2 separate regions of the Homo sapiens genome follow, and region 1 is linked to region 2. The links are chromatin loops, found by intact Hi-C in ENCODE. Cell type or tissue: endothelial cell of umbilical vein. All regions are shown on one strand. Region 1 overlaps ENTPD1 (ectonucleoside triphosphate diphosphohydrolase 1). Region 2 overlaps ENTPD1 (ectonucleoside triphosphate diphosphohydrolase 1).

Region 1 (2,500 bases), 57 kb after region 2:
CTCTTGCCTCAGAGGTATGCAGGCTTTCTCCCTGTGATAGAAATCACCTTCTCAGGCCAGTCCTAATCACTGCATCCTTCCTTTTTACCTTCCTTGCTTTTTCTTCCTCCTCAGCACTTAAAATTATGTAATACACTGTAAATTTTGTTTATCTTGCTTATTGTATTTTTCTCCCAACTAGAATATAAGCACCATGAGGATAGGGACATTTCTCACTTTGGGTTATTGCTGTAGCTCAGAGCCTAGGGCAGGTCTAGTTCATAGTAATAATGTGTTCAATAAGTAATTATTGAGTGACCAACTGAAAAAATGAATGAGGCATAGTCCCCTCTCCAACAACTATAGAACTCCCAAACTGAAATGGTTCAAGCTATATCTAGAGGTAGCACATGAAGAGAGGACTACTGACATAACTGAGCTTTGTAGAGTATAGGGGGAGCATAGCTTCCAACTGAGCTTGATTTTGAAGGAGACAAAAAGACTTGGAGAATGAGGGGAATGGAATTACAAATGAAGGCGTCCCACACTGAGAAAAGTTCAGAGAATCCAAAATTCATTCATTCATTCATTCATTCATACAACATGGGATATACCAATGAACAAGCCAGAAAAAAGTCCCTGCCCTAAGGAGCTTACATTCTAGTAGTCATAATGTCAGGAATTCTCATCTTGGACCCAAACAGATCTGTTGGTTGGAATGGTAAAATGGGAAGGGCTGAAATTTCTGAAGGGCTTGGAGGTCTAGGTAGACCAGTGTAGCTTTCATCTGGCACACAGCAGGACATAGGTTCTTGATAAGGTAGAGTCTTAGGAACGTCAATTGTGGAAGATTTCTATAGCCACATGAAGGAGGGATTCTGATAGAGAAGATAATTAGGAAGTGTGGGAGTCACCAGAAAGGGCCATTGTAGAAGATCAGATATGAGGTAAGGGTGACTGGAATCAGGGGATGTGGATATCACTATAGAAGAAGGTGGGTCTAAGGGGCTTGGGATGAAATAACTGAGAGAGGATCTTCAAGCCCCTGAGTGTGAGAACAACCTACATATGTGTCCTCAAGAAGAGTTCCCTGATGGAGAAGAAGGAAGGTAGCAGGGGTGGTGTGGAGACTTTGACTCTGTGAGTTGGAGGAACGACAACGCCAGATTAGGACCAGTCTTCTGAGCTTCAGTGATTGTTCCATCATTAGGCTATGTAAACACAGGAAGGACCACAACATTCCTTGAATGTTTGCTCACCAATGCTTGTCCACATTTGCTGTTTTGTTCTCTATATGACAAGAAAAGTTTAGTCCAGATGTGACTCATAACAAATTGGAAACAATTTGAATCTAGTCAGTCACATTGGATCTGCAAAGCAAAACTTTTTTTTGCCTGAAATCCACCACATCTGTCAACACCCCAAATCTGTTTATTAATGGAGTAAAATTTTAAGCTGTTATATTTTTGTTATCACAGAGTAGCAATGCTGGGATTTCTCTATACAACAGAATTTTGACTATGGACAAAATTAAATAATTTGTTTGTTTGTTTTGGAGACAGGGTCTCACTCTGTTGCCCAGGCTAGAGTGCAGTGGTGTGATCTTGGCTCACTACAACCTCGGTGTCCTGGGCTCAAGCGATCCTCTCACCTCAGCCTCCCAAATAGCTGGGACTACAGGCATATGCCACCACGCCTGGCTAATTTTTGTATTTTTTTTGTAGAGACAGATTTTCACCATGTTACCCCCCAGTCTCAAACTCCTGGACTCAAGTGATCCGCCCACCTTTGCCTCCCAAAGTGCTGAGATTACAGGTGTGAGCCACTGCACCCTGCCGAGATTAAATAATTTTGATTTTCACCTTAGTATGATTATAACTGGACATCATGATGGCTGTTTCTATAAGAATCAAAAGAACCTTTGCTTCCTTTGATTCTTATAAAAGTCTTGAAGGTATTTTTCCTCTGACACAGCTAATTGGCTTGAAATCAGCCTGTGTTTTTTCAAAGCTTGGGTTTCCTTCAGTTTTATCTCTCTGTCAGGTGAAGAGTTGAAGTTAATATTACCTTGCTCTCTCACTTTAAGCTGAAAATTCCCCTCCCTTGTCACATCACATGAAAAGAAAAAAATGCAAAGGAAGTGGCCGTCTTAAATTCTCCAGTACAGTAAGCCAATTCAAAGGGAAAACAATGACAACACTTTGCCATTGGATATTTTGGTAAAATCATTTGTTGAAATTCTGTTTCGAAATACCATTTCACATTGTATGACAGAAACCACATTTCTGTTATCCACAAGGCAAATTAAGGGCTTTTCAGGGGGAAGACAATCAATGTGAATTTTCCATAATAGAGCTTGACTGTGGCAGTCATGGGATCTGAAAGCACTCTGGGGGTCTAAGAAGAAGGGGCAGTTACCTAAGTAATTCTCTTTTTATGAACACATCCAAGATATGTCAACCTGCACCCCACCTCTAGCACCTCTTCTTTGGCACCACTTCTGAGATGACTCTCCTGCTTC
Region 2 (2,500 bases):
ATCTGTGTAGAGTGAAGGTGAGGCCTGGAGTAAATTACATAGAGTTTATTCTTTTTTTTTTTTTTTTTTTTTTTTTTTTTTTTTGAGACGGAGTCTCGCTTTGTCGCCCAGGCTGGAGTGCAGTGGCGCGATCTCAGCTCACTGCAAGCTCCGCCTCCCAGGTTCACGCCATTCTCCTGCCTCAGCCTCCCGAGTAGCTGGGACTACAGGCGCCTGCCACTACACCCGGCTAATTTTTTGTAATTTTTAGTAGAGACGGGGTTTCACTGTGTTAGCCAGGATGGTCTCGATCTCCTGACCTCATGATCCGCCCGTCTCGGCCTCCCAGAGTGCTGGGATTACAGGCGTGAGCCACCGCGCCCAGCCATAGAGTCTATTCTTTTAAGTACTTCGGAGGAAGGCCAAAATCAAGGGCAGCCCCTGTGGTGAAGAATCACTAAATGTCTTGATGGTTTGGTGAAGTGTGCAAGAGTGGAGTCACTTGTTTGTCTTGGTGATTTTGGTGTGTGTGTGCATATGTTCTGAAGCAGTGCTTCTCAAACTTTAGCATGAGTATGTATCATTAGAGAACTTGTTAAAAATGCAGATTCTGATCCAATAGCTCTGAAGTAGGTCTACATTTCTAACAAGTTCCCAGGCGATGATAATGCTGCCCCTCCACAGACCACACTTTGACTGGCAATGTGGCAGGGTCATCGCATGCCTTAGTCTCAGGGCTTATTTTGGTACTAAATGACCAAGCTCTTCCCACCCTCTACTCCCTCACCAAGCTGCCACTTCTAGTCACTGGTCAGGTGTCATTGCAGGATGATGGGAAGCCTAATTCATTTATTCATTCAGCAAATATATGCCCTAGAACAGGAAATTGAGGCTCCCAATTTGCCAAATCCTAGAAACTGGAATCTTCAGCACACAAAAACTACTGTTACACAAAAAGGCCTTGTGTTAGATTTCCTGCATGTCTCCACCTTTTCTCCATGGCTCCAAGCTTCCCTAAACTTCCCTTATTCTCTGCCTTCAACTTGAGAAGTACTGGAGCAGAATGTGTGGCTGCCTGCAGAATCTTGTGCTGGGTGTTGGAGTCCCAGGGAGCTAGAGGTAGCAGGGACTCAGGGCTCTGAGACTGGCAACAGTGTGCCTGAGGCATTGTCTACGCTCTGCAGAAGAAAGGTGGGAATAATTCTAGGAGCAAAGCAAGGAAAGTGGGTGCAGAGAGAACCGATGGAATTTCTTTAGGCTTGAAAACTTGAGGGGGTTGTGAAGAGAAAATAAGTTGTTGGAGAAAAAAATCCAGAGTAGAGGTTGTCTAACATGTATGAAACATGCTGTTTTTGTTAGATCATCAAAGTGACTTTAGAGACCGACAGTGGCAGTACATGCCCTGTTACACAAAGAGGTGTTTCCTTCCATAACCACTGCTTGGTTTAAAAAAATTTAAAAAGAAGCAAAAAAAAAAAAAAAAAAGAAGTGTTTCCTTTTGATTCATAGGAAGGATGTAAAGCATTGCTTTATGTCCGTGAGGATACAAGTAACATAGCACATGCCCATTAAAGAAAACATGATACTATAGATTACAGTAGGGAAGAAAAACAATCACTTGTAATATTTTGGTGCCATTTCCTGGCAGTTTTTTTTTTTTTTTTTTACTATGCCTGGGTTGTTTCTCTCATTTGGCATTCACTTGAATAGGACCTTGAAAAGTTATGAGATGGCACCATGATCATTAGGCTATATATGCAGTTTTAAAGCCTGGTTTTACTGTAGCAGTGAAGCACATGTATTTTCCATTTTATAGCGTGGTCTTTGTTAGCGTAATTTTTATAGTCACATAGTTTATTTAACAGTTCTCCTGTTATTGAATATTGAGGATGTTTCCATTTCCAATAAATGTCTTTGTGCAGGAAGTTTTTTCCATATGTAGGATTGCACTCTGAGGACAGGATCCCAGAAATAGACTTACTAGATTGAAACTTGTTAATGTTTTTTAAAGTTCTTGATTACTGTTGCCAGGTTGCATTCCCAAAGGTTGGGCCCTTCATGCTCTCAAAAGCAGTTCCTGTTTTGTGGCATCCCTGACAGCTTTGGTGTTTTTGTTTTTAAATAATTTTATCAATTTTTAGATTGTTTTAGTTTGTATTTCTTAATTACAGTAAATTTGACATTTTTCACGATATACTTCTTTTGTATACTTTTTACATCCTTTTCCTGTTTATTATAATACTTATTTGGATTTGATGTTTTTAATCAACTTATGTGCATGCTTTATCATATAAAAGTATTCAAGTTTTCCTGCCATACTTATAATAGTTTTTCTGTATTTATTTATTTATTTATTTATTTTTGTTATGACGGGGTTTCACCATGTTGCCCAGGCTGGTCTCAAACTCCTGGACTCAAGTGATCTGCCTGCCTAGGCCTCCCAAAATGCTGGGATTACAGGTGTGAGCCACCACACCCGGCCTCTGATAGTTTTTCTGAATCTGTTCTTACTGTGAATAGA

The links. Peaks named below come from ENCODE experiments on the same cell type or tissue, not always from the same donor. Only the 100,000 strongest peaks of a DNase experiment are listed, where the experiment ranks them.
Region 1: it touches region 2 in a loop (4-fold over the local background); 6 of 110 quality-filtered maps call a loop at or near these places.

What each region holds. Positions count from the first base shown.
Region 1 is chr10:95,817,648-95,820,147 of GRCh38, forward strand. All of the region lies in intron 1 of ENTPD1 (ectonucleoside triphosphate diphosphohydrolase 1), which reads left to right. The region is part of intron 4 of ENTPD1-AS1 (ENTPD1 antisense RNA 1); the gene reads right to left. Among named protein-coding and RNA genes, the nearest start is that of ENTPD1, 63 kb to the left of the region's middle. In endothelial cell of umbilical vein, no CTCF peak of the experiment used is centred here; DNase peaks (open chromatin) are centred at 1,224 and 2,114; H3K27ac peaks cover 1,976 bases.
Region 2 is chr10:95,760,764-95,763,263 of GRCh38, forward strand. All of the region lies in intron 1 of ENTPD1 (ectonucleoside triphosphate diphosphohydrolase 1), which reads left to right. The region is part of intron 5 of ENTPD1-AS1 (ENTPD1 antisense RNA 1); the gene reads right to left. Among named protein-coding and RNA genes, the nearest start is that of ENTPD1, 5.9 kb to the left of the region's middle. In endothelial cell of umbilical vein, no CTCF peak of the experiment used is centred here; a DNase peak (open chromatin) is centred at 1,508; H3K27ac peaks cover 782 bases.